7 separate regions of the Mus musculus genome follow, and all the other regions are linked to region 7. A link is a loop called in an ENCODE intact Hi-C map of the cell type or tissue named here. Cell type or tissue: left cerebral cortex. All regions are shown on one strand.

Region 1 (4,000 bases), 540 kb before region 7:
TTCAGAAGGGAGGGGCACCCAGTTGGTGGAGGCTGGTAGCCTGGGCAGGGATCTGTAAAAGAATCTTCTGGCAGCTGCCATATGGAGCTCATTTCTGTGGCTGGTTCAGTTAGTGGAGGGCAGAGGCCTTGCAGAGTAAATGGGGTGGGGGAAGGGCGATGAGGGCGTGGCTAGAGAAGCAGCGCTAAGAGGGACAGGACAAGCCTCTTAGCCATGGCAATGGCCCTCTCCTTGGGGTTGAGGTGAGAGCTTAGGTGTCACTCCTGGATACAGAGGTCATGTTCACAGGCAGGCTATGCTGCCTGCCGGGATCTTCCACCCAAGAGTACTTCTTGCTGAGTGGATCTGGGCACGGAATGTGGTCAGCAGACACCCTCTGCCTGTCGGCTCTCTTCAGGGCTTGCCTCAGCTCAGAGAGGTGCCTCCAGGATAGAATTCTCTGTATGCTCCCTGTCTCTCCCAACTTGCATTCTGGAACATTCACGTCTCTCAGTCTATGTTGAGCCCTCTAGCCAGCAAGCTTTTTGCTATAATACTTCCTGCCTGGGCTGTCTGAGGCTTATCCTGCTAATCTTTTGCTTCCCACATCCCTTCCTGTCCTTCAGAATCACTGGTCTCTCACTGGTGTCTTGTACCCAAATTTTTGACTGCTTCTTATGACATATTTAACCAGAGACAGAAGTCTGCCTCTCCTACTACAGCACAGTATATGCTATGCCACCATTACTGTGGGGCCTACTTGGTGTGACCATTAATCAAGGCCAACACTCTTGGTCTAGTGAACAACCAAACTAGAGAGAGGACTGGCCAGGTGCATTCTGCTAGAAATCATTAGACCACATGTGGTCAGACACTACCTTTAGTTTGGGGGCCACATTTGGAGAGACCCACACACTCCATTAACTGCTGAGGGGAGTCATGGGGCATAGATGGCAATGGGACTATTTTCTCCTCCTCCTCTCCCTCTCCTCTCTCCTCTCCTCTCCTCTCCTCTCCTCTCCTCTCCTCTCCTCTCCTCTCCTCTCCTCTCCTCTCCTCTCCTCTCCTCTCCTCTCCTCTCCTCTCCTCTCCTCTCCTCTCCTCTCCTCTCCTCTCCTCTTCTCTTCTCTTCTCTTCTTCTCTTCTCTCTTTGCCTCTCCTTGCCTCTCCTCGCCTCCCCTCGCCTCCCCTCGCCTCCCCTCGCCTCCCCTCCCTTCCCCTCCCCTCCTTCCCCTCCCCTCCTCTCCTCTCTCCCTTCCTTTTTCTTTCCTCTTCATGTGTTCTCTCTCCAGCTCCACACAGCTGTTACATGTTGCTCTTTTGCCCTGTACCGAGCAAGCTCATTGCTGTGGTGTGAGACTGGATAGGGCCTCAGTTCACTCTGGCCAGGGAGAACCCACATGTTCAGAGAAGTCCAACATCAGACAAGGAAATTTCTTTCAAGAAACCTGGCTTCATACCCACAGCCAGAGCAGGCCGTGCCGGCACGGAGCCGTTGAGAAAGGAAGAAGTGGGTGTGTTTTTATGGAAACCTCAGTGGCCTCTCCTTCTCTTCTGTGAATTGCTTCTGTGTTCAGGCAGCCGACTTAGACAGCTGTGAGGCGAGGCATATGGGCGTGATGGGGGCCTTGGAAAGAAAAGGCCCCTTGTACCCTTGCCAGTGTCTGTAGGTGGTGTGACCTGGGAAGACTGAAGAGCCAGGAGCTTTCTCAGCTGCGGTGACAGAAGCCAGAATCCCAGTGGTGGTGTTCTTGTGTACCACAGGGGGAGCCCGAGTATCGGGAGTCAGGAGGCGACAGCCTGGTCCGGAGAGAAAATCCGGGGCTGCTCTTCCAGAACCAGAAAAGATGCTGAGGAATTTGGAAGCAGGGCGACAATTATCCTTGTCTTCTGCCTGAAACACACAGATTTCATTCTTTGAAGCCAGTGCAAAAGCCTTCTCTTATGGGAAGACTCCCCTAAGCCCAGGCAAAGCCAATTATCCGTTTCTCCTTACTGTCCATTGTATTACCTCTACGCGGCAGAGTGTCCGCAGGCGGCTCTGAGTTCTCCGGCAGAGCGAGACATGACCGGGCTCCTCCACGTGCCAGCTTGGTATCTGGCTTCTCCTCGGTGCAGATGTGACTCATGCGTCAGAATTTTGCCAGAACTTGTTGAGATGTAGATTCTAGGTGATATGTGGACCGGGTGAACCCCGAATTATCATAATTAGTTGCTCATGTTGTGCTTCTGTATGGCAGGGTTGATAGAGTTGATATTTTCAAGCTCTCTGGTTTTTCAATTAATTAATAATTAATTCCCAGGCTCCCTCTATCTTCAAGGCCCAACCCCACTTTGATGCTTTTTTGTTTGGCTTTGGTTTTTGTGTTGTGACCCACTAAGTTTAGTCAAGACCACTACCATGAGCATGGATTCGAAGCTCTCCACTGGATCCCGAGTAACTCACTGGTGCATATGCAGTGAAAGACAAAGAATTGCATCCCCTAAGTGTCCCTAGACTGCTGTGAGTGTCTCTGGAGGGATGGGGCACCCACAAGACCCTCCCCACTTATGAATGTTTTGTGCTTCATTTTGTGCAGGCTTATGGAGGCAAGCACAGCTGTTGTCAGTTCAGGTGTGCCTTGGCCATGATGTGTCCATAAGAGAGTTCCCACTGCCCTCGGCCCCACCTTTGGGTTCTTACAGTCTTTCTATCCTCTTTTACATGATATTCTTTGAGCCATGGAATAGTGGTGTGTAGTCTTGTTTAAGGTAAAGTAATCCATAGTCGCTTGCTTTCTGTTCCATGACTCTACATTAGCCACTGTTTGCTGCAAGGGCCCCAGCTGGGAAAACTACTGCTGAATTTTCTCTCTGTTACCTGAAGAGTAGCTTCCAGCACCGTGAAGGCTGTTGAGGAGGAAGGAAGCTGCCAGCCTGGTTACAGCATGGTTTCTCTGTATTCTGTAACCAATGTCTGTGGTGTCTCACTATCTAGTTCCAGTGGGCAACCAAAGGCAATGGCCACGACCTGGATAGTTTGGGGAGACCTCCAAGGCCTCAAGTGTTTTTTGACCATGAATCAAAACAACCAGAATATAAAGCATAGTTTTTATTATGTCAGAGTTTCTATTGCTCTGATGAAACACCATGACCAACAAAACTTGGGAGAAAAGGATTTATTTCAGTGTACAGTTCCATATCATAGGTCATCACAGAAGGAAGTCAGGGCAGGAACCACGAGGCAGGAACCTAGAGACAGGATCTGAGCTGAAGCCATGAAGGAATGTTGCTGATTGGTTTGTTCCTTAGGGCTTGGTCAGGCATACTCTGCCTGACTCTTTGTTTGCTTATATTTTATTTTGTTTCTGGAGATGGGGTCTCTCTATGTAGCCCTGGGCTTACAGCTTGGAGTTCACTGTGAGACCAGGTCAGCTTTCAACTCATAAAGATCCTACTGCTGGCTGACTTCTGGGATTAAATACATTTGCTAACATGCTCAGTTTCGGCTTTCTTCTTCCCTCCCTCCCTCCCTCCCTCCCTCCCTCCCTCCCTCCCTCCCTCCCTCCTTCCTTCCTTCCTTCCTTCCTTCCTTCCTTCCTTCCTTCCTTCCTTCCTCTCTCTTTCTTTCTGTTTTTTATTAATCATTCCATTCATTTACATCTCAAATGATAGCCCATTTCCTGGTTACCCCTCCACAACCCCCCCCATCTGCCCTCTCTCCCTGCCCTTTGCCTCTATGAGGGTACTCCCCCACCTACCCACCCTCTCCTACCCCACCACTCCCACATCCACCTACATTGGGGCATCAAACCTCCACAGGACCAAGGGTCTCTCCTCCTATTGATGTCAGACAAGGCCATCCACTGCTACATATGTTTCTGGAGCTATGGATCCCTCCCTGTACACTCCTTGGTTGGTGGTCTAGTCCCTGGGAGCACTGGATGATCTGGCCAACCCACATTGTTCTTCCTATGGTGTTACAATCCCCCTCTGCTTCTCCAAGCCTTCCTCCAGCTCCTCTGGGGGGAGCAGGATTCCC
Region 2 (4,000 bases), 510 kb before region 7:
AGAACAAATAGCTGGGCTTCGGAAGTCACTAAAAGGCAGTCTTGGACCATAAGCAGTTAAGTGACCAGAACACACCAAAACAACCCAAGGGCCTCAGTGCGCCCCATCAGGAGGTTTCTCTATTTTGCTTCCATGTCTAGTTTATAAGCGGTCTCCGCTTCATCACTAGATGATGCTCCCTGAAGTCTCTTCTGATAGTGTTGCCTGATTAATCAGTTGATTTTTGCTCAAATAAACTCCGCTAATTTTAATTTGTCTGAAGTTTTCTTTTTAATACAACTATTATTAAAAATGAGGCTCTTTTATTATTAAATTCATGTTTTCAGGTACCATAATCACAGAAATAATTAGTTAACAACAGATTTTCAATAACTTCCTAGAGCAGTGGCCCTCAACATTCCTAATGCTGTGAGACTTTAATACAGTTCCTCATGTTGTGGCGACCCCTGTCTTAGTTAGGGTTTCACTGCTGTGAAGAGACACCATGACTCGTTGCTGTGAAGAGACACCTTGACCAAGGCAACTCTTATAAGGAAAACATTTCATTGGGGCTGCCTTACAGTTTCAGAGGTTTAGTCCATTATCGTTATGGTGGAAAGCATGGCAGTCAGAGAGAGACCAGAGAGTTCTACGTCTTGACTTTCAGGCAGCAGAAGGAGATCATGTGCTACACTGGATGTAGCTTGAACATATCTGAGACCTCAAAGCCCACCTCCAGAGTGACACACTTCCTCCAACAAGTCACACCTATTAATAGGATCACTCTCTATGAGCCAAGCATTCAAACACATGAGTCTAAGGACAGACCACCATATTCCACTCCTGGCCCCCATAGGCTTGTACTAATAACATAATACAAAATGCATTTAATTCAACTTCAAAAGTCTGCATAGTATATCACAGTCTTAACAATGTTCAAAAGTTCAAAGTTTCTTCTGAGATCCACGTAATCTCTTAACTGTAATCCCCTAAAATATCAAAATCAAAAACAGATCACATACTTCCAACGTACAATGACACAGGATATACAATACCACTCCAAAACATAAGGACAGGAACATAGTGAGGAAATACTGGACCAAGCAAGACCCAAAACCAGCTGGGCACACTTACCCTCCCTATCTCCATGTCTGATGTCAAAGCACTCTTTAGATTGCCAACTCCTTTCAGCTTTATTGACTGCAACACACTTCTTTCTCTCGGTCTGGTTCTGTTCCCTGTTAGCAGCTTTCCTTGGCAGGTACCCTATGGTACCTGAGGTCACCACTCACTCCCTTTATTCCATTTAGTACCTTAATCTGTTTATCTCCCTGAAGATCATGCAATCTCTTAACTGTAATCTCCTATAATGTCAAATTAAAAAAGCAGATCACATACTTCCAACATACAATGGCACAGGATACACATTACCATTCCAAAACATGGGGACAGGATTTGGCTCCATTCCACTTCCAAGTGCCCCATTTCTCCTTGAACCACACATTTTGTATTTTTCCTTGCTTACCTTGCTCCTTTTCATCAAAACACTCTTCCTAAGATTCAATAGTAGATATTACACAACAGTCTAGACCAGGCTGTTTTTGAGATTTCCTTTGTTAATGCAATTAATCTAAAATCTTCACTTTAGCTTCAGGCAGACTCTTTGGACAGGGACAAAATAACAGCCATATTCTTCATCAAAATATCACAAGAACAATCTGTAAGCAACATACTAAAATTCTTTTCCTTTGAAACCTCTTAAGCCATCCCCCGCCCCCACAGTTTGACTCACCCTCAGCACTACTGTCTTCCACGCTTCTGCTAGGATGGCCCATTTAGCAGTGCTTAAAGCATTCTACTGCTTTCCCAACCCAAAGTCTCAAATTGCACAGACCTCCAAACAAAATGGTCAGGCCTATCACAGCCATACCTCAGTCCCCGGTGCTAACTTCTGTCTCAGGTAGGGTTTCACTGCTATGAAAAGGCACCATGTCTGAAGCAACTCTTATAAGGAAAACATTTAATTGAGGCTAACTTACTGTTTCAGAGGTTTAGCCCATAACCACCATGGCAGCATCCAAGCAGACATGGTGCTGGAGAAGGACCTGAGAGCTCTACATCTTGATCCACAGGCAGCAGAAAGAGATTATGTGTCACACTGCGTATAGCTTGAGCATATCTGAGACCTCAAAGCACACCTTCACAGCGACACACTTCCTCCATCAAGGCTACACCTTCTCCAACAAGGCCATGCCTCCCAATAGTGGCATTCTCTATGAGCCAACCATTCAAGCACACGAGTCTACAGCAGAGCATATATATTCAAACCATGACAACACCTAACCAAACAATTATTTTGTTGCTACCTTATAATTGTAATTTTGCTACTGTTATGAATTGTACTGTAACGATCTGAGAAGCAATGTTCTAGAGCATCACCTCAGTGGGTAAAAGTACTTGATTCCATATGATAACCATAAGGACCTGAGTTTGGATCCTAGCATCCATGTAACAAGCCATTCATGGTCTCATCTATGCTTATAATACCAACTCTATAGACTGAGGCAGAGACAGGAGGATTGCTGAGGTTTAATGGCCACCAACTTAGCCAAAACATTCCAGCTTCAGGTTCAGGGGGAGACCTTATCTCATAGAATATATGTATATATATATATACACATATACATACACACACATATATAGAATACACACACATATACATTACTATATTTATTAATTTAATCTAAAATAATATTTTCTCTGGAGATTAAGAAATAAAGACTAGTAAGAGAGAAATGCTAGCATTTTATACCTTAATTTTAAATAATACAAAACTAATATTATTATGAAAAACAGTCTTTATTAACTTTAGCATGGATTTCACTGATAATTTTCCCATTAGAAAACTTTCAGTACTACATACTCGGATATCTCCATGCATTTCTATCAGATGTCCTGACCTCATGCCAAGATCATTTGTGCTTCCCAAGACTCTACAAACTAACTTTATATCATTTGCTTACTTTCCCAACGTAATGAGTTGTCTTTTTTTTTAACTTAAAAATAAATATATGTGTATAGGCATTTCATCTGCATGTATGGTTGTGTACCACCTGTGTTCCTAGTGCCTGAAAGAAGGTGTTATATCCATGGGAACCTGAGTTATAGACCATTGTCAGCCACCAAGTAGATGCTGGGAATTGAAGTCGAGTTCTCTGGATGACAGCCTATGCCCTTGAACACTGAGCCATCTCTCCAGTCTTGTGATGATTGTTTTTCTCCACTTGGCAGGATTTAGAATCAGCAAGGAGATGGATAGGTGGGTGCATCTGACTGTGTTTAAGGAAAGATCTACCTTGAATGTGAGCAGCAGTGTCTTTATGAACTAGGAACTGGGACAGAATTAAAAAAAGAAACTGAGGACTCCAGCTACTTCCATCCTTTCCTGTCTGTTTCCTGATGTAGATGCAGTATGTTTGACTACTTCACAGCCCCACCACCGTGCCTCCCTGCCATGGGGGAATGTATCCCCTCAACCCAACAGCAAACGAGACCCTTTCTTAAGTTGCTTTTGTCCAGTAGTTTGTCCTTATAACAAAAAAACTAATATACTAACTATTCATATGGTCATCGCTCCCCTCCCACCTATCATGAAGGTATTGCCTCCTATTTCCATCTGTCCATACAGACAACACTTACAGGATGTTCACTGCAACTGAGATAATAAGACATTGCTTTATTTACTTGATCTAGAAACAAGTAAACAGATGGCATCACAGTATAGAAAATTCCAGTGAAGATAAGCATCAAAGAGTACTCTGGGAGTGTGGAGGGAAGGTCTGCCCTTGGAGAAGGTATTGGACTTTTCTAGGGTAATGATCTAATGCTGGAATTTTGGAGGACAAGAAGTACCACCAGGGAGATGAAGGCATAAAATACAGAAAAGCACAGAGCTGTGATATATCAAGACGTGGGGAGACTGTAGCTTGACCAGGGTAGCAGTCAGAGCTCACTGAAAAGG
Region 3 (4,000 bases), 310 kb before region 7:
TTAGTGCTGGGCTGGCTTTGTGGTTCACTGCATCTAACCCCAAAGTAACACAAGCATGTCTTCAATTCCCAGGGCTGTGCGTGAGCGGTATAAACCGGATAGACGGTGCTCCAGCCGTGGGTAGGAGTTTCTGGCCCCTACTGGGGCTGGGATGCTGGCCTAGAAGTCAGGCCTGTCCCTTGCCCTGAACCCACAGGCAGAACGTCGTGTATCCCCCCTCTGTGGTATGTGTGCAGCAGGAGGCGGCGGCCGTTTGCGTTGAAAGTGGTGGGCTGAGATTGCTGGTCAGAAAGTCGCCCCGTTGCTTCCACCTGGCTCCGTGAACAAGAGTGCTCTTTATTCCCCAGCATGCACCAGGTTGATGGCATGCTGGGGACAGAAGAAACAAAACCAGGAGGAAGAAGAGCATCTTGCATGCCATGCTACCCTCCCCAGCTCTCCCACATGCGGCTGCAGGTTTCACTGGGGTGGAGTTTAAAGAGTCTCAGCAGAGGCAGCTGTTCAGCCTCCTGAGTTCAGAATCAGGGTCACCATCCCAAGTCAGCTCCATCCATCACCTAGGCAGACATCCTTCCTGAGCCTGTATCTTCTGCTGCCTGAGCAGCTCTTTGCTTTGCTTTCCTCCCATAGCACCTGAAGCAGGGTTCATATTTAGCGGTCCTGGGCTTGGGAAAGCGACTAGGATACTGTATATCCTGGGTAATGCAGAGTTTGAACTTATATCTCGGAACCTGTTGGTCTAACCAAGAAGTAGTGACTTGGCAATTACGGCAGACCTCTTACAAGTGTGACTGGCAGGCACCAAAGGCATTAAATAATCAGTTCAAGGTCCTTCTGTGTCTGTTGAGGTTATTTTAGTCTCTGTGCTATGAAATTCTCTAATAGTTCTATGCTTTTTAAACCATGTTTACCTGTTGCCCTCTTCCCCTCTGTCCTACAGCTTCTATTGCTGATCTTGGAAAAAGCACCCAGGATCTGTGAGGGATAGCAGGGGTAGGGATGACTAGGTTCACTGAAATCATGTGGTTCAATGAAAATGAAGGTCTCGTGAAGGGAAATCAGAACCCTTTTGCTTGATTAGAGGATTTCTGCATCCCAGAGAAGGGGGAAGTCCTTTGGTAGAATGTACAAGCTAGGGTAAACTGGGGGATGTATGTGTAGGTGCACAACAGTATATTTGTGGGAAAAGCCAAAAGGAGTGACTCTAGTGGCCTTTGTATTAAGTCTTTAACTCTCTTTTGCCTTCACCATAAAATGGCCCTTCTTCCTATACGGCAGCTGCTGGTTCTGGGAGGGGTTGGGCCTCTTTAAACTCAAAGGTAAGCAACATGAAGGTTCTCTCATGTGGCGCAGTGGTGGTGGAGCAGAGGGCGGAGAGGGTTAGATGCTGCATCCCACTGCAGGTCATGGCTGGGGACTGGGGGGGCAAACCTTGCAAGCCACCCTGTAGGGGCAGTTCTCTCCCAGGCCCAGAGGAGGCGAGATCACCCGCACTAATTTGTACATATCCTTATACGGGATCCTGCCGCTGGAAAGAAAGCACAGGTGGGTTAATAAGATACTCAGAAAAGAATGGGGAAGAAACGATGGCTTCTCCCTACAGGGACTGTCCCAAAGAGGTAAGGCCAGTTTATTGGTGCCTGACATAATCAGACCAGAGTGATGAGAACCAGAGAACTACCTACCACCTTGCCAAACTATTCTCCCAATTTTCTCAGGAAATCCGAGTCCATCTAATATCCAAAGGAACCTAATGCCTAAGGTACCCAGAAATACCTGTGTGGCTCACTCCTGGCCTGAGGAGCCCAAGCTCCAGCTAGGCTTCTAAGAGCAAAAAGACAGCCAGTGTGTCTCTGGCCACTGTCCAGAGCAGATGTCAGGTTGCCAACGTGTGGACTACAGAACTCTTTGCTTTCACACCCATACTGATTACAGGCAGTTACTACGGGCCACCTGTCAGGGGCAGTGGGGAGTCAGCATGTTTCTGTAGACTGTGAGAGACAAATTTCCCACTAGGCTAATTAGCAAGAAACAGAGTTTGCGTGAGAGAATTTGAAAGGGCTTTGGATCTCTCTGTGACATATACTGAGTTCAGCTTGGGTAAACGCTGCTCTATTCCACAGGAGCCTACTGGGATTCGTGTCCAAAAACAATCTGGAAAGATGCCCTAGAAATATTTCCCTGCAGCTCCATTCCAGCCACTCAGGGTCTAGATTGATCCTGCAGAATTCCAGGAACACTGTGACCCTTTTTTGATAACCTTTTCTTCCAGGAACCTTCAAGAGACTTCTGGCTTCTTGTGGAAATGGAATAACTGGCATAGGATTAATTCTCAGTGGTTAAAACATCTTCCCTGTCAGGGACCAGAACAAGGAAGCCATGGTGGGATCTGAAAGTCAGTATGCACCCTGGACCAGGCCGGGGGTTGCCATAGAAACGATGAGCACACTATCTCCATCTAAGCATCCTTTTAGGAAGCGTTATCAAAGCAAATGTTTTCTTCAGCTTCACTCTTTCTAGCCTTTTCCTGACTCGGTGCTGATTTGTCTTGTTTCTTTCCAGACAGTAGCTCACCGGCATGCCCAGTCTCTTGCCCCTTGGAATGATGGAAAGTAGTCATGTGTCAGTTTATTTTTACTTAAGAGTAGTAAGTAGTGGCTTTCAACTCATTGCTTCTTTATATGAAGACCCTGACTCATTGCACGTTTGCTGGTTTCTTCTCAACAACCTTATTCCATTGAGAAAACCAATTAAGATGTAACCAGAATAATTGGTAATTCTCTAGACATTCGAAATGACAGAAGGAGTTCCTCTCTGTTTTTCCTTCTCAGTTCATGTGACCAAGTTTCATGATTAGTCCTGTTGCAGCCTCTTCCCAGCAACTGCAATGAAGTGGGGGCATCTTTAAGGCATTTGGCACTTAGAGCCACAGAGGAAATAAAACCAAAGGAAGTGCTGGTTCCAAGAGCCAAGGATGTCCGAGTGAGGCTAGATGTGTGATGCCATCCTTTGGTAGCAGATAGTGTCTCTTCAGTTACGTGAGTGAATAGGCATCCAAAATCAAGGCCATAAATGCTTTACAGATGGCAATTCTCCTCATTTCTGAGTTGCATTCACATACCATGTTGTCAAGTACCTAACAGTAGTATGCATGATATAGTTACATGCTCACAAACACACACCAGGCTAGGTAGGTATCATTACCACCACTTGATAGATGGTTACATCACTTGTCCAAAGTGAGAAAATGGCTAAGATTTAGGCTGAGCATCATTGTCCTCCAAGCCATCGCCGGTTGCATACTAAAACTTTTTGTTGGAAACTGAGTACAGCAAGAAAAATCTGTTGCTTAGCTGCTATATCAGGAAGGGATCTACATCTCCCCATGGCCTAGATCATTATTACAGAAGAGAAAGGAATTCTAATTCACCCATCCACCCTGTCAACAGTTAACCCAGGTTTAGCAGCTTCACAGATGGTAGATATGGGGAAGAATCACACATCATGAAGGGAGTATCAGGTGGAAGCAACGGTGGTCCACTCCTGTGAAGAAGAGCATTTCCTCAAGTATTTTCAGAGAGGGACCAGAATGGGGAGAGTGGGGAGTGAAGACCCAGAAGCTAAGTTTGCCTGGGCCAGCAAAGCTTTTCATTCATAGAATGTCATACTGTCCTCATCAGCAAGGGCTAAAAACACTGTCATTGTTCCTGAAACAGGGGTCAAAAGACTTTTTTTTTAAAGAGTGAAGGTTTTGGCAATAGTTTAATAGTAAATATTTTGAACTGGAAGGTCAGACCACCTTTGTCCCAGTTATTCAGTTTTTCACTCTAGTGCAAGCACAGCCATAGACAATAGAGAAGACAAATGGCTGTAACTGTACCTCTATAAAAACTCATTTGTAAAAGCAGTGAGCCAAACTTAACTGACAGGTGGTAATTTGCTGATCCCCGCTCTAAAGTCTAGATGTCACATCACATCGGAACTATTGGACAGTGAAAGA
Region 4 (4,000 bases), 530 kb before region 7:
TTGAGGAAGGGCTGTTAGAGGCTTTTTCCTGAAATGTTCCCCCCAGAAAATGACATGAAATTGGAGGTTCGCGAGCACAGCAGGGCAGGAGTGAAGGAAGAATGGCTTGCTCTGTGAGAGGAAGGAGTGAGGACAGACAGGAGGCCCAGGACCACCTGCAGGAGGACTGAGAGGCCTCTGAGGAGGGAGTGGAAGGGAGGAGAGCCAGCTGTGGCAGGAAGGGAAGGCGGGGAACCGAGGGAGCCTGAGTTTCAGCTCAGTTCAGGCAGAGAGAGGGCAGTCTCAGGCTGCTCTGTGGATGTAGGCAAGAAGGTTGAATGTAATACATTGGCCCCACCTCCTGAGCCCCTCTCTGAAGCTGCTGCATTGGACAGGAAAGAAAGGGTGAGATAACAGAGACATGGAGACATCGTCTCTGCTCTCAGGAATTTCTGGTTCCAGTAGCTGAGAGGTGAGACAAAAGCCTGGACAAGGTGCTCCACACGTCTGCGTTTTTTCAGGTAAGCAACTGCGTATGTGGAAGCCAGAAAGGGCAAGGGCTTAAGCAGAGGAGGAGGGGGGAGGTGGCGGGAGGTGGAGGAAGCTGGCAGGGGGGCAGGGAAAGGAGCAGGAGCTGGCGCAGGAGCAGGAACAAGCCCCAGGCCAGGCTTCTGAAGCATGTCTGGGTATAGAGTGGGAGAACTGGGGCCTGCACCGGGGCCACGGCTGGCTGCTGGGTGTGGATGAAGTTCAAGGCTGCAGAACCAGTACATCTGGAGAGGAGAAGAAGTCCCAGACCCGGCACCTTTTCAGCGGTCCTCTTCCTGACAAGGTACATTTGTGTGGACTTTGCCAGATAACCGTACCCAGACTCCCTGATCTCCTCTTAGCCTTCTTCCTGGCTGAGAAAGAACAAGTCTTCGACTGCTCTGGAAGGGAGAAGGCAGGGTGACTGTATTCAGTGGGAATGGGGCCTTACCAGAAAAGGGATTCTCTGTCAGGAAAGGCAATCTGCCCTGAGAGTCCAGAGAAAGGTAAGCTAGCAGAACCCTGATACCCTGTGGAGGCGAGGAATAAGACACAGGCTATGGACAACAGGGCACACATAGGTGACAAATAGAGAAGGTGAATGTTCCACAGAGTGGACTAAGAGGGATGAGCATACACAGTATGCTGTCACAGAGCGAGAATGAGACCTCAGGTACCTACTTCATACAAAGCCAGCGTCCCTCTGTCCCCCAGCTAGGGCACTCCAGACCTGCCACAGTGTGCTAATCATCTGGAGTTTGCTAGCACTGCGTCTCTTCTGTGTGTTACACATACACACATGCACATAGTTGATCTCCAAGCTCCAAAATGCTGAAAATATTCCAGACTTAGTGTTCTGGTCCAAACATACCTCAGCCATACTCTGACATCTTATGAGCTCAGTGTATCAAAAGGAATACCCCTGGGCTTCGGGACACAGAGGGACATGAAATACTGAACACAGGTAGGTCTACAATACGTCTTCTCTTAATCCACAGCTTCTGTACGCAAAATAAGAAGGGAAGCTTCCTTGTACTCCACACACACACACACACACACACACACACACACACACACACACACACACACACACACACCAGGCAGTAAGCAGGTAGGAGTGGGGGAGGACAGGTACAGGACATGCCGAGTACGAGACGTCTCCTGTCATTCCTGCTGAGGTGGGGGTGGAAAGTGGTGCAGTCAGTGAGGGACTTCGGTGACAGATACTGTTCGGTGACTAATATTCCTGGCCACCCAGAGCAGCAGTCTGTGCAGCATGCATCCCAACTCTCAGAGGGCCTTGGCCTCTTTCTCCTGCAGAGGGCAATCTGGGTCAATGAGCACAGGGAGGCGTCCAGTGCTGAGCCAGCACAGCCAAGGCTTCTTGGCCCAGCAAACACAAGGGGCTTTGATGCTTGCAGAGAGCAGCAGCGCTCCCTCTCCAGGATGCTGTGTGTGGCTGCTTTTGGCAAGGCCTAACCCCAGGGCTGGCCTTGCTCTGGAGGCCACAGCTAAGAGGTAGTAGCGCTTGAGGTTCTACACACAGCCATGGAATTGGAGAGAAGGGCCTGAGCTGGTGTCTGTGAGCTGGGTGGCCCTGGTCATAGACCTCGTTAAAGTTCAGGGTCCTGTCTGTAAGATGAAAGGGGATACAATAATAGCAGCCTCTATTTGGAAGGTCTCTGGAAGGAACAAGTAAAGATGTGTCTGGGAAATAGCAGAGAAAGTGCCCAGAAAGCCGGGAAAGTCAGGACTTCCAGTATCTGGCTGCCATCCTTAATATTGTATATTGCATGCCTTGCTGTCCAAATGTTAGGTCCATGCTTGTCAATTTGGGGAACATGTAGGTATGTAAGCCACGGGGGTTCATATGGCCAACTTAGGGAAAGGTTAAACATTGCAGCTGAAGATGAACATAGAATATGAATTCCCATGTGTAAACCTAAACTCCAGGTGACCATCCCTTTCTCCCTGTCTCTGTTCACCTTCCATGGGAGAAGGCCTTTTTATTCATTGCAAAGACCTTAAAGGCCTTGCGTAAGCAGACAGGAGGCTTGGAAACCTGTCTGCTGTCTTGTGTCATCGCCCCATTTTTCTGGGGGACCATTCTTTGCCTTCAGGAAAGGTGGCCTACACAGCTCAATGCCTGGGAGACAGCCCTGATGCCCGTTACAGGATAACACATCTGTCCTGTTGGCAGGGACATCAGGAACTAACCTGGTTTTCCAACTGGCGGACACCGTGAGTGTCTGAGGTGTCTTAAAGCCTGTTTCATCAAGCTCCCCAAGTCCAGAGAGCCTCTATTTTGCTAGCATTTGGGGCACAGGCACCCAGCAAATCCTTCTACTTCCAATCATCTCTGACAGCATTCTCTCTATCTGGGCTTCTAGCAAACAAGATTTTCAAAGGGAAGATGGCTGGCTATGACAGTTTCAGAGGAGCCAGAGCCTCCTTCATCCCACAATGCCCAACAATATGAACCATGTACCTGGCATGGATATCGGTAGGAAACAGAGCCGTATATTCTCTGGCTAGGAAGGAGATTAAGCACACTCACTGTTGTTTGTTCCTCCAACATCCCTCCCTCACCCTCGCTTTCTGCAGGCGCTGTGAGCCAAGCGAAGGCTCTTTCTGGGAGGAGCAGGCAATAGAAGAGGCACCATGGCACAGGTGGACTCCCAGGATAGGTGGACCAAGGTGCCCCTTGGCAGCACTCAGATGCTGAGAATGAGCTTGGAGAGTGAAGAAGAGGATGGTAGGAAGGGTGGCTCCCCAGGAACTCAGAACAACACCGACTCGCAGTTTGACACTCAGTCCTGCAAAGAGGAAGAGAACTGGCCTGAGTGCTTCAGTGCTGGGTGTGTGGCGCAGAAACCTGGGGAGATGCCTGGGAAGACCAGCAACGGGGGGAAAAAGGCATCGAGGATCACCCAGATTCGAGACTCCCCCAAATTACAGGAGGCTCTTGGTGCCCCTTCCAGAAGTTTATTACACAAAGTTCAGATACAGCCCCTTAGGGACTCCGTGGGCAGTGACGGAGGCAAGAAGGCAAATAAGGACCCAGCCTCAGAAGTCCCGAACAGCTTCTTGGACAGTGGAGGGTATTTTGAGGCACAGAACAGTGTTGAGGCATCTTCCCTAGACAAGAACTCTCTGGAGCACTTTCCCAGGTCTGAGAGTACACTAGTTCAGACTCCAACCATTCCTGCCAGCCTGTTAGTAAAAGTACGGAGCAGTAGAAAAGTCCAGGGCCAGGCGGGCCCAGAAGGCAGCGGGCAGGAAGAGGAGGGTCTCGATAGGTGTGTGCGGGCCTTCCAGAAGTCCACCAAAGTTCAGGTCCCCGCGGAACATCATGGCTCCAAGCCCTACGTGTGCCAACTGTGTGGGAAGGCCTACTCCCATCGCAGCACGCTGCAGCAGCACCGGCGCCTACACACAGGCGAGCGGCCATACCGGTGTCCCTTCTGCGACAAGGCGTACACCTGGTCCTCCG
Region 5 (4,000 bases), 830 kb before region 7:
ACTCAAAGCTCCCTAGTCCAGTCCTTGAACTTGTCTGGGTCCTACTTCGGCTGGTTTAAACACATGTGGGGCCGACCAAGGGGGCAAAGCTGCCTGTTTACCCCTGAAAGTCAGTGGTCACATGAGATGTTCCTGGTCACATGAAAGGATCAAAGCAAATCCGCTTCTATTCTTGGAAACAGAGCAAATGTTCTCTTGATGCTGCCGCTGATGGTACTGTGGGGTCAATACGTGTTTATTGAACAGTCTGGACACTATTCGAGGGCTACGGGAGAATAAGCAGCCAAGGAGGTTAACATGTCTAGGAAGGGAAGCGGGCACTCACATGGCAGAAACACAAGAAACCCATGGAAAACAGCACATGTGCTCTGGAATATTGCCCTTTCTATCGTGTTCACTGCTCCCATTGTGGAGCCTGGTGAGGAGTGCTGAAGGCTGCCCTGGCTGATGACCGGCAGCTGCCATCTGGAATTCACTATCTCCTAACATAAGAACAACATCTCTCCCTTCTGACAACCCCTTTTCTAACCACCTAAGCTGAAGAGTTAAAAGAAGAAATGGGAAGACAGCCGAGCCCATTGTTGCTGAGTCTACACCTTACTTCCTTAAGTAATGGCGCAGCTCACTACGGAGGCAGAAAGCTGCATCACCCGAGTGGGCAGGGGGTGGGGGGTGGGGGGGGGTGCAGTGCCAGTGCCACAGTGCCGTTGGTGGGTCCTCTCTTCAAAAGAATGAGGGTCCCGGAGTTCATCTCCAGCAACCATGTAAGAAGTCATCTGCAATGCAGGTAACTTCTTCAAGCTGTGCAGAGGCAGATCCAGAAAGATCCCTGGGAGTCACCGGGCAACCAAGTTAGTTAAGTTGCAGTTACAAGTTCAATGTCAGACCCTGTCTCAAAAAAAAAAAAAAAAAGTAGAGGGTGATAGAAGACACCTAAAGTCATCCTCTGACCTCTACACATATGGATGCAGTGTATAACACACACGTGCATGTGTGCATACATGCATGCACACACAGAGTAATCATGGAAAGAAACGACTCAGTCTCTTCAGATTATATTGACCTATGAGATGACATCGTCTTCCTAACACTCCTCATGTTCCAGGTCCCACTGTCATCCCCGCTACAAATGCTAAGACAGAGCTTGTGTGGCTACTAATTTGGCTACTACTCAGAATGAACTTGGGTTTGCCCGACGTGAAGCCCCGCTGTTGAACAACCTCATGGTAAAACGCTTCACACAGTACTGACTAGGACACAGAATTTGCAAGGTGCCTTTCTGGTCCAAAGCCTATTCAAATCCCCACCTGTGGGGCATGCTGCTTCTGTGAGCCACTGTGTCAGACACACTCAGGGGAAATTGACAGAGGTTGACCTAACAGGCCGAGCTATGTGTGTGGGGTCACAGGCAACCTTTCTTTTTCATATTTGTGGTGCATACACAGAAGCAGAAGCACAAACTTCATCCCTTCCTCTTCCAAAGGCACTGAGAGCGTGGGTTTCTGGCATCTAGAGAGAAAACTTCATCTCGAATGCCAGAAGTCCTGAAAGATAAAGCCCAGCCATGAGGTGGATTTCATGTACTAGAAAGAGACTGCTCAGAGCATAGCATTAATAACAATATATGGGCCACGTCTATTTTTTTACAGGTAAATTCTGTGCACATTTTCAGCTTGTCTCACTACAGTATTCACACACTATCTCAGCCATCACTGCAGGGTTAAGAAAGGAAAGAGAAAACTCTCATTCCCTCTCCCCCAACACACACACACAGTTAAAAACAACTTGGGAAGCAAAGCCAGGGGTTCCCCCCACCCCTCTTGCTTTTTTGTTTGTTTTCTCTGTGAAACCCTGGTTGTCCTGGAATTCCCTCTGTAGAGAAGACTGGCCTCGAACTCAGGAGACCCACCCGCCTCTGCCTCCTGAGTGCTAGGATTAAAGGCGTGTGCCACCCCCGCTTTCCCTCCTGAGTGCTAGGATTAAAGGCATGTTGCCACCCTGCTTTCCCGGTCAACTGCTCTGAAAGTCCTTCCATCTGCTTTATTTTGCAGATCCAAGGAAAGGCTGAGAGACGGGAACACACACACACAAGGCAACATCAAATAGACTATGGACGTCCAGAATCCTCTTTATAGAAACATCACACTTGTGTTTAAACCGTGAAATCACAGTCTGACCACTTCCCCCAAATCCACTCAGGAAACCAGGAAGATAGGGTCCTCCAGGTTCTGGGAATCGTGTTTCTCTCTCTCTCTCCCCGCGCCTGATCAGGGCTCCCTGCCTCTCCCCAGCCCAACCCGTCCCCAGGCTCGCTCAACAAACAAAGGGTAAAATTCTCTTCTGGGGTTCTGGATTTTCAGTGACAGATCTCCTCGAAAACCTCTGTACCGTTAAGGAAGCAAAGAGCCGAGGCCAAATGACTCTGAGGAAGCCTCAGCCTGGGTCCGAGGGTCCAGAGGTCGCTTAAGAACGCAAGCTGCAAATGCATCCTGCACCTTCGGCCCTGGCCCTCCTCCAGCCGCCGCTGCCTCCCCTCCCCCACTCCCCTTTCTCTTTCTTTCTTCTGGGTCTCGCTCGCCCCACCCTGAGGCTCCCGCACAGTTCCTCGGCCAATGGCCTCAGGGCCCCGGCGCGCAGCAGCTGATGGGCGCGGGTTTCCTGGCCTAGGTCAGCCAATCAAGGCGACTGGGGGCGGGCACAAGCTGTCAATAAAAAGTACCGAGCAGCCAGCGACCCTGCAGAGCGGAGAATGGGAGTAGAGCAGAGTGTCTGAACAGCACGCTCACCCATCTCCTCTCCGCCTCGCTCTCCTGACCTGTTCACCCATCCATCATCCGGCCGGCCACCGCTCTGGTAAGCGCACGGAGGGTCCAGGAATGTACGGCCGCCCGGGCTGTGGGGTCGCACTCTACTTCCCAGCTCCAGTCAGCTGCTGTACGGAGCGGGATGCAGCGCTCGTGCCTCCCGCGTGTTTGCAGCGTGCGGCCCGGGCCGGCTCTGCTTGGTGTTCCTAGGACGCGCTGTGAGCCAAGCTCCGGGAAGGGCGGGGTTGCGGGTTGTTTTGATCTGTTCTATACTTGCGGCCGGAGGCGCCGCCCCGGGAGGCAGGCGCCGTTGGCTGGGGTTCACGCTGAGATGGGGGCTTTCCGGTGGTCCCAGCGGGAGAGGGTTCTTGCCTTAGGTGGGCGCAGGCGCCTTGATCCTCTCTTCCTGGCGGCGCATTTGGGGGGCGTCGTCACGCTGTGGGTGGTCTGGTTGAGGATGGTGGTCCTAAGCGTTGATGGCACCACTCCCCAGCTCCCAACGCCGTGTCCTAGGCCTTTACCATATGACCGAACAATGGAGAGCCGGAGCCCCGGAGTGGCCGGCGGGCTCCGCAGTGGAGAGGCCGCGCCAAGCGGAGGCAGCAGCGGCGCGCTGTGCCTCCCGCGGTCGCCCCACTCTCGCCACCCGGCCTCTACCCTCGCCGGGGTATGGCCCCCTGGGAGAGGCCTTGAGATCTACGCGGGCCCGAGGGTCGCGGCACCGACTTTCCGGACATTTTAGTGGGAAGGCTGCTTTCAAAGTGGATTGCCCCAACTCCTCCGGGGGCGGGAAGCGGGGATCCTCCCCCAGCCGCAAATACTCAAAGAAACCAACCATTGAAGACGTAGAAGATGGAGATTCTCGGTCCTCAGAGTCCCCTTCTAATACTTTAGGCTTCGTTGCCTACTCTGTGAACTCCGGGGAGAAGTCGAGGGTTAAGATTAAATCGCACCCGTCTTATTCCAGCACCTCCCCCTCCGAACGGTCTGGGTCCCCCACTCCATCGCCCTCGCCCAAAAAGCTCCGTTGCTTAGACCAGCGAGAAATCGAGAACGAGGAGAGGCATGAACACTGCTCTAAAAAGAGGAGGTCTAGAGAGTACAACCCCAGTGCATTTGATTCTCATTGGCTGGGGTGAGTAAAAGTCAGGGCGAAGGACCCCGGGTGCATCTGGCAACCCGCAGAAACTACTCAG
Region 6 (4,000 bases), 200 kb before region 7:
TTTGTGCAATTTCGAGAAGGCAGCAGGGTGTCAAACAAAGTACATATGCTTTGGATTAAGAAAAGCCTAAGTTAAAATGCCAGACCTCCTTTTCCCAGCAGGATATCCTTGGACAAGCACCTGAGCCCCTGTTTTTGTCCATCTTGTGATTTGGGGGGAGGGGGGAGCACTACCTATCTTGCCAAGTTTTTTCGTGAAAGTTAAATAGAGAATATAAAACATTTTCCTGCTACTGTGGTTACTTGGGTCATTTTGTTAATTTTTCTCTGTTTTAATTTCCCCCCATATTCCTTTGTCTTTCATAAATCCACTTTCCAGTTATGCAGATGACTGTGATCTGTTTGGGCAGCTCTGCCATTCCTAGACTAATGGATTTATACATGGATATGAAAAAAACACAAGAGAGAAAGTATGTAATAATAGCATTTATCATTTTTTAGATGTTCAGAGGCTCTTACAAACCCTTAACTTCGCAGTAAAGAGGGTTAGTACCAACTTCAGGAGTTAAGAGGTCCTTAAGGATCAAAGTCATATGCTACTAGACAGCTCTACTGTAATAGGCATTGTCTAGGTTCAGTCTCCAATTTAATCAGTGATAGCCTTTGACGTCTTATAATATTCATTTTACAGACTGACAAACTGAGGCCCCCAAAGAATGAAAAACATTGCTAACAGTCATGTATGCAGTTAAAAGATGGGTTAATGTTCCTAGTTTTTTAATCCAAAACCATCACACTAGGGTATCTCTTCTTCTTTTAGTAAGGGCCCATTCAAAACCTTCAAAACTCTCAAACCAGCCTAATAGGAGAAAGAATCAGAAACACACAGCCCTCAATATCTGTGGATTAGAGCACATACCAATGTCCACTGATGTTCAATCCCTTGAATAATAGAATTCCTTCTATAAAGTGACACTTAACCTACACACACCCTCCTGGACTCTCTAAATCTCTGGTCACTTGCAATACAAAACACAAAGTGAATTCTGTGTAATTAGTTGTTGGTCTGTGTTATTTATGGGATTAAGAAAAGCAGTCTATAGATGTTTGGTACAGGTGGGATTACTGCATTCAAATATTTCTCATCCAAGTTTAGCTGACTCTTTAGATTTACAGCTCATGGATACAAAGGACCAAGAGTAGCCAGTCTTCTATGTTCACATGTTATGTGTGAGGAGGGTGGGGACCAGAATCATTTTCTGAAGGAAGCAAGGAAAAGGAAGTTCCCCTCATCCCCTAATTGTTCTAAAGTATAGAACTCATTATATAAATATTAACTACTTACCTGGCTAATATACAAAAGGGGCTATAAAATTAATAGATATAATATAATCAATTAAACGATTTGCTTATTTCAGAGAGAGGGAGAGGGAGAGGGAGAGGGAGAGGGAGAGAGAGAGAGAGAAAGAGAGAGAGTTGCCACTCTCATTGTACTCATTGTAATATGTTAGTTCATCTGTATATCCTCTGTCAAGCTTGACATGTTTAATTCAAGTTATGGCACTGTATAATGAGGATCTGACTCTTTAATTCAGATAAAGCATTCATTCATTCATGCATTCATTCATTCATTCTTCAAACATATTAATTGGCATCTGTCAGACACACTGCTTATTGGAAGAGCCGTACTAGAATACAGGCAAATATTGGTAGGTTTCCAATATCAAGTAGGCACAAGGTGGCAGCAGGATCCCCAACTGCAACCATTCTAAGAACAAGTTAATTGATAGATTGGCTCAAAATGTTTCTAGATAAACAATGGTTACATGATGAGAGGGTATGTATTACAAATTCCTTCATCATTCTAATGAGAAAGAAATGAACACTATTGAGTGAGAACAATAGAATATCAAGGGGTATCTTCATTAAAACACATCTTTTTTATGTTACAAGTAACATTTCTAATCTGCTTTGGGTTCGTTTTCAATTTGAGTATGGCATACAAACAAACAGCCTACAAATCTTTCTTGGTCTGTATCTTTTAAGCATTCAGTGCTGCCTTCTTTCATATGAGCATGTATTGTTCTAGGGCATGTTGAAGAGGAGAGCCATCTGGAGTAGTAAGTCCCCAGCATAGGGACTTTTTGTCCTAGCTAGTGGGTTGAGTGATGCGGCAGCCTCACTGGTAGCAGGACTTCAGTGAAGCTCACTGAAGGGAACACACTTAGGCTCTTTATAAGAAAGGGCAGAGGGAAGGGAGGAGCCAGGGAGGAACAGAACAAGATCACAGCCTTGTTTCTAGAACAGTGTTTCTCACTGTGTGGGTCATCACCCTTTTGGAGGTTGAATGGCCCTTTCACAGGGGTTGCCTAAGACCATCAGATAACAGAGACATTTACATTACGATTCATAAGAGTAGCAAAATTATAGTTATGGAGTAGCAAAGAAAATAATCCTATGGCTGGGGGCCATCACAACATGAGGAACAAACTATACTAAAAGATCAAAGCATTAGGAAGGTTGAGACCTGCTGCTCTCGACAATTCTGGAGCAGAGTGCATTCCACATATAATTCACAGGGTCTTCTTTGTCAGAATCCCTTAGCGTCACATCGTCCAGAGTCAGGGACTGGTGAGATCATCCAGCGCAGGACATAGATTACACCTTTTCAGCTATGGCCAGCTGGGGGCAAGCAGCTGACAAGCCAGGCCTCCAGACTCGGCTGGGAAGTGCTATTGGCCTCTTTGCCTGTGTCCTTTACTTCATGATCGCAGTTTTATTGTTTTTATTATTTTAATTCTTTCCCTTCTGGGCTCCCCTATCTTCCCATGCAAAACTGGTTCAGAGATGCCACTTTTGGAGCTCATTATGTTGCCATGGCAACCGGAATTTTCAAAGTTTATTTCTCCTCCTCTTCTCCCTTTCATGAACTCTCCTCTCCCTCTCCTCCTCTTACCACGTATGTGTTTTGCATGAGAAGCAAAATGCAGAAGACAGTAAGACCATTATCTCTGTCAGGTAATTATTTTTTTCCTCACATGCTCTACATTTCAGTACAGCATGCCCCTGACTGGTTACATGAAATCACCCCATCTTCATGGCTCATGTTAATATTCCTAGGCTCCCAGTGGTCTGTGGTGTTTGGGAGCAAGGCTTGGGAAGCAGCCATCAGCTGTGTTTCTCTCTCCTGCAGGGAACAGATATATTTCTTCCTGCTTACATAAACCGCAAACATGCTGTGTCTTGTTTTTCACGTCTAGCCCTCAGAAACATTCAAGAGGACTATAACTCTAGGAGACAGAAAGTGGCTGTCCCTCAGATGTGCTTTACAGGGGGTTTCCCCTTGAGATCAGAGGACCTACCATTACCAAAATGAATGGAGGAGACATACCTCGATGAAGAAAATTTGAGGCACTGATTGTCTAGTTATATAGCTTTAACCTTTACCATCTAAAACCAGGCAAGTAGGAGAAGGAAAAGGAATCAAAACAGGGAAGAAAGAACCTGAACTTTCACGTGGGATGCAAACCATCTGAGGAAGTCAAGAAGTATGCTTCCCACCTGGTTCACACAATCACCTGAAGGAGGGTTGCATGCTTCCGCCTATAACCAGGACCCAGGAGATGAGGCAGTTGTATGGTCCACACAGCTGCTTGACAACCTGGAGGACCTCTGCAATAACACTATCTGGGATTCTGGTAACCCAGGGGAAGACAATGAGAGTAAGCATACACATGATGGCCTATGGCAGAGGCCTCTCTTCCTCCTGACAGCCCATGCTCTGTTACACTGCCCACCAACCAGGTCAAGGGAGCATAACAGGCCAATCGACACAGGGATTCTTAGTTGAATAGACATGAACCTGACAGATGCAAGCCCTCTGGGTAGTGAGAACTGGTGTAAGTTTTCCTCATCATCGTGAGAAATTGGCTGTAGGATACCCAATACCCTACATGCAAATATCTACAGGTGCTATCTGTTCACGCTCCCTCAACAAATTGGCAATCTATTATTTAGGGAATAAAGGCAATAACAAGCATCTTTACATTTTCAGTACAAGT
Region 7 (4,000 bases):
TTAACAGACCTCATAGAGAAGTACCTCTGCTTCTCTGGGACCTTCTGTCCTATGGACCCTAAGGGACCTTACAAAGCAGCCTTCTAGATTGGGTTCCACTTTCCTCCTGGCAGGTGGCCCAGATATTCCAATCCCCAGACAGAGAGCCTAAGCAAAGTGCCCTCAAAATCCTAACAAAGGGGGTTTCCCACCCACCACCACCTTTTACTTTCAACCAAGGTCCATTGATCTTCTCAAACCTATGTCATTTTAAAAAAAAAAGTGTCTGAGCTGCAGAGGGAGGACATGTAGTCCAGAGAAAGAAGCTCTGTGTTTAACAATCTAGTCCTTGCCTACAGGAGACTCCGTGGACAGTCTATCCCTGTCCCCTCCCATCATCTGCACTGTCTGGAACATACTTTCCTTGACTTATGTTCACCCTTGGCTTCAACACATAGTTGTATCCATAACCTTTCTACGGAAGCGAAGGAAGCGCTGAGGGCAAGGGCTGGCTGAAGACGTAAGCAAAGGCAAACCAAAGCCCCAGTGTTGGAAGTCACCATGAGGGCAGCGCCACCTCGGCAGGCCTGAAAGGCAGTGTGTGAAATTAACTGATTAAGAGATAAAGTGGTGTCTGGGTGTTGGGCACGTGTATTCCTACTTGTATGTGTCTGTGAGTGTCTATGTGTGTGCACTGATACATGTCTGTTGTATGAGAATGTTGAGTGTGTAGGTGTGTGTGACAGAAAAGGGTCTGTGTACAAGAAATGCAAAGAAATGGCCTCAACACAGGGATGCCTTGCAATCACCCCTGCCCTCAGGAAGCGAGTGTTGACCCTGGGATTCATCGGAGATCATTTCAGATCAAATCTCGGCTGGAAGTGTGCCAGTGCCACCTGTTATTGTGATCTCACTTTGCCGAGGAGCTTATTAGGAGACAGAGTAAAGGAAGGTGGCTGTGAAGTCTCACTAGATGGTCACCTAGACAGAGTGGCTATCTCAGAGCTCTGTAAACTTCACGGGACTAAAAAAAATCTGATCTTCCATAGCAGAGGAGCCATACAAACCATTCATTTAGCAAATATATTTGCGTACATTCCCCACAACAGACACTATTTTAGACATTGGGGATTAAATAATGAGCCATATGGATGATGACATAAATGATGTGTCTTTCATAACTTCCACGAGATTGTATAGCCTAGCAAGCTCTGCTCTAAAGCTCACTTCAAGGATGAGACATAACACCTTCCTCATCATGCCTCTGTGTCTGTTTGCTAAACAGGGCACACTAGCCTTTTACCTTCCACAAGTACTTCCGAGAAAGACTAAGGACTCCTGCCTTGTCTCTTTACCCAGTAAGCCAAAATCTAGTACTGATTCGGGTTCCTCTTTCTTCCATACTCTGTGAGTCCTGTGACTGCTGAATTCTTTAGAAGCCTAGAATATGCAAGACAATACACTGGCCACACTGGGACCTCATGGGGCTGAGCCTAGCCTTCCTGCATTCCCACGGAGCAGGCTTTACCAACATCTAGGCAGAGTTTACTCGGGAGCAGGAATGGCTCTGTGGTAGAGTTCATTAGGATTCTTGGAGAAGCAGTCCCAGAGGGCCAGGGAAAATATTATGGCATCAGTAGGTTTAGAAGGGGGCTTGGTTTAAGGGCAGCAAAGCTGAGGCGTGTTCTTCTCTTTTCCCCTTCAACCTGAATGTCACAGCTTTGAGAGCTTTAAGACCTCTGGGTCTCTATACTGGCTTCCTTCTCTTCACTTTGCAACTTGTCAGGTGGATACCGTTTTAAAGATTAAATTGCACCAGCGATTGTTATAGCTACCAGTGTACATAAGCCCTACAGCAGGGCACTACTATAGCCCTCACAGCCCAGAGGAGCGTGAATTAAGGTGCTGATTCAGACCACAGAACAGCAGAGCTTCGGAGTCATGAGGTGTTGGTTCCGATCTGATAAAAGGCAGAGTGTAAACATCTAATGGATCTGATTTTCAGTTTCTAATAGCCATGCTACATAATTGCAACGTGTATATCATCAAGTGGAGACACAATGATGCTAAGCCTGTGGATGCCCTGCCTCCTACTCTCAAGATGAATTCTGACCGGTGCCTAAATATTCCAGGAACCACACTAAAGGGAACTATCAGGAGTGGCCAGAACATTGCCATCATGATCCTTGTATGGAAATCTGGTAAGTATGTTTCCCCCTGGTTTTACTGTTCTCTTAAAGACCACAAATGGAAGTGTGGAGAAGCAGCAACTGATCAGAACTCTGGAAACCAGTTTTAAAACCCTTGGAAAACCCTTTTCTCAGCCTCAGGGAGCCAGAAGTCTTATTTCCCTGTTGCCAGAGCACCATCTACTGGTCACTCCTGAGACAGCACTCTGAGTACAAGTACTTAGCAATACAGTACCTCAGGAACCAACCTTGAGAGCTCAGAAGTCCTAAATCAGTCACCAGCTCTATGCCACTCTCAGTGGAACTTTGTCGAGATCTACACCCTCCATTTCACACTACCAGCAATTCCTCTCACAGCTCCCAAGAAGTTCATACCCCCTTATTGGGCACAAGGTTACCAACACACACACACACACACACACACACACACACACACACACACGGGAGGGAGGAGCAGAGGGGTGAGGAGGAGAGAGAGAGAGAGAGAGAGAGATCGGGGGTGAGGGATGCTCAGGATGTAGCAGCCAAATGTTCTGCATGTTTCCCTGCAAGCTGTGATCTGCAGACTCAGAATTCAATAGGAGCAGAGGAAGCCACTGAAAAACTTTCCCAGATTATTGAACATATACAGATTATTACATTTCAGAATCCTTTTTCCTGTATCCCTGATACTCCTGTGAACAATTCAACTGTCAGACAAGATCGAGGAAGACTGACAGGAGTATTTTCAGCCTCGTATGTAAGAGAAGGGAGGCAAAGCCATTTCAGTATCCCCAGACCAGGCAGGCCGTGGAGCACATGCCAAGGCATACAGAGTGGTGAGTTGAGAATCTACCCCATTCATTCACAAAGATCTTTCCAGACCTCACAGGCTTTGGGCCCTCTTCATATAAGATTTTAGCCACTCATTGAGGAATCTGAAAATCTGGGCCTTGGCTGAAGACATGTTCCCCTCCCACCAATCCTGATCACTCTGCCTTGCCAATTACACTCGGGTGGCTTGTGCTTAAACTATCAGAGGCCCCTTTGTTCTATTTTCTCCTTATTGAGCTTTTCCAAGAAATAGACTCTTATGCAAAACAGTGCTCTAAGGAACATAATGCAGAGAGGGCTTGGGAGTGGGTTCCTAAGACAAAGTTGGCAGGAAACCTTGTGCAAATGCACAGCGGAGCAGAAGAGCAGGATGGAAATGCAGACATCTCGGGAGGCTGCTGGCATTCACAGCACCGCACAGCCTTGACTCTGGCGGAAAATGGAATTTCACATCCTTATATAACAATGTCCAGCCCTGGAACGAGCATCTCGCAGACCTGGGTTTAAGGAACCACAGAATACCAGTACCTATCAGTTGATCAAACAGCTGGAACTTGCCCAAAGGAATTTTTGAACCTATCACTTAATGGTAACTCAACACCTCTTCAGTAATAACAGCACTAAGGACATCTTACTGCTTCTTTGCTGCAGAGATGTGAGACATATTCTATTTGTTATCTGAGGCCCAGAAAGTAAGGGACTTTTCCAGTGACAGAGAGCTGGGAAACAGCAGTCAGCTCTCCTGATAATAATAAGCCTCAGATTCCTTATTGCAGTGGCTGCTGTTAAGGTGATGTATGTCAAACAATGTCTTCCTTGCTTAAGAGTTAGGTCACAGACATGAGGTTAGTATTGCAGAAGAAAGGCATGAAGTTAAGTTAAGAGTCTCCCAGGGGATTAAATAAGAATACACCATACCAATAGACTGTTATGAAAGAGTGTTCGTTGATCTGTATATAGCTCTTGGAGTGGCACCTATCACACAGTAAGTGCTGTGTAAGTGTCTTTCCCATGTCTTG

The links. A loop is a pair of places that touch in the nucleus more often than their neighbours do. Peaks named below come from ENCODE experiments on the same cell type or tissue, not always from the same donor. Only the 100,000 strongest peaks of a DNase experiment are listed, where the experiment ranks them.
Region 1: it touches region 7 in a loop (11-fold over the local background); 9 of 42 quality-filtered maps call a loop at or near these places.
Region 2: a loop joins it to region 7, with 3 times the contacts of the local background. A loop is called at or near these places in 2 of 42 quality-filtered maps.
Region 3: a loop joins it to region 7, with 2.9 times the contacts of the local background. A loop is called at or near these places in 6 of 42 quality-filtered maps.
Region 4: it touches region 7 in a loop (3-fold over the local background); 10 of 42 quality-filtered maps call a loop at or near these places.
Region 5: a loop joins it to region 7, with 2.4 times the contacts of the local background. A loop is called at or near these places in 17 of 42 quality-filtered maps.
Region 6: a loop joins it to region 7, with 2.8 times the contacts of the local background. A loop is called at or near these places in 3 of 42 quality-filtered maps.

The regions. Positions count from the first base shown.
Region 1 is chr1:154,188,692-154,192,691 of GRCm38, forward strand. It overlaps Gm30388 (a long non-coding RNA gene), which reads right to left. Exons shown (of 2, transcript XR_003948053.1): 2 at 3,123-4,000. Among named protein-coding and RNA genes, the nearest start is that of Zfp648, 10 kb to the right of the region's middle. In left cerebral cortex, a CTCF peak has its summit at 1,737; DNase peaks (open chromatin) are centred at 1,652 and 2,029; H3K27ac peaks cover 948 bases.
Region 2 is chr1:154,218,995-154,222,994 of GRCm38, forward strand. No RefSeq gene overlaps it. Among named protein-coding and RNA genes, the nearest start is that of Gm30388, 16 kb to the left of the region's middle. In left cerebral cortex, no CTCF peak of the experiment used is centred here; a DNase peak (open chromatin) is centred at 1,768; H3K27ac peaks cover 294 bases.
Region 3 is chr1:154,416,519-154,420,518 of GRCm38, forward strand. All of the region lies in intron 38 of Cacna1e (calcium channel, voltage-dependent, R type, alpha 1E subunit), which reads right to left. Among named protein-coding and RNA genes, the nearest start is that of Gm30465, 150 kb to the left of the region's middle. In left cerebral cortex, a CTCF peak has its summit at 1,968; DNase peaks (open chromatin) are centred at 2,026 and 2,456.
Region 4 is chr1:154,200,929-154,204,928 of GRCm38, forward strand. It overlaps Zfp648 (zinc finger protein 648), which reads left to right and starts at 259. Exons shown (of 2, transcript NM_001204908.2): 1 at 259-500; 2 at 3,112-4,000. The coding sequence starts at 3,169. It overlaps Gm30388 (a long non-coding RNA gene), which reads right to left. Exons shown (of 2, transcript XR_003948053.1): 1 at 3,065-4,000. In left cerebral cortex, a CTCF peak has its summit at 1,878 (motif pointing right); DNase peaks (open chromatin) are centred at 1,886 and 3,991; H3K4me3 peaks cover 159 bases; H3K27ac peaks cover 81 bases.
Region 5 is chr1:153,897,207-153,901,206 of GRCm38, forward strand. Glul (glutamate-ammonia ligase (glutamine synthetase)) reads left to right here and starts at 2,723. Exons shown (of 7, transcript NM_008131.4): 1 at 2,723-2,853. Gm38440 (a long non-coding RNA gene) reads right to left here and starts at 2,570. Exons shown (of 2, transcript XR_387481.3): 1 at 2,389-2,570; 2 at 1-1,544. It overlaps Mir8114 (microRNA 8114), which reads left to right and starts at 2,720; the gene lies at 2,720-2,830. In left cerebral cortex, no CTCF peak of the experiment used is centred here; DNase peaks (open chromatin) are centred at 2,079 and 2,665; H3K4me3 peaks cover 2,302 bases; H3K27ac peaks cover 2,150 bases.
Region 6 is chr1:154,530,564-154,534,563 of GRCm38, forward strand. All of the region lies in intron 7 of Cacna1e (calcium channel, voltage-dependent, R type, alpha 1E subunit), which reads right to left. Among named protein-coding and RNA genes, the nearest start is that of Cacna1e, 190 kb to the right of the region's middle. In left cerebral cortex, a CTCF peak has its summit at 1,681 (motif pointing right); DNase peaks (open chromatin) are centred at 2,142, 2,825 and 3,094; H3K27ac peaks cover 2,053 bases.
Region 7 is chr1:154,727,421-154,731,420 of GRCm38, forward strand. It overlaps a transcript of Cacna1e not described here. Among named protein-coding and RNA genes, the nearest start is that of Cacna1e, 3.5 kb to the left of the region's middle. In left cerebral cortex, a CTCF peak has its summit at 2,348 (motif pointing left); DNase peaks (open chromatin) are centred at 2,349 and 3,333; H3K4me3 peaks cover 12 bases; H3K27ac peaks cover 376 bases.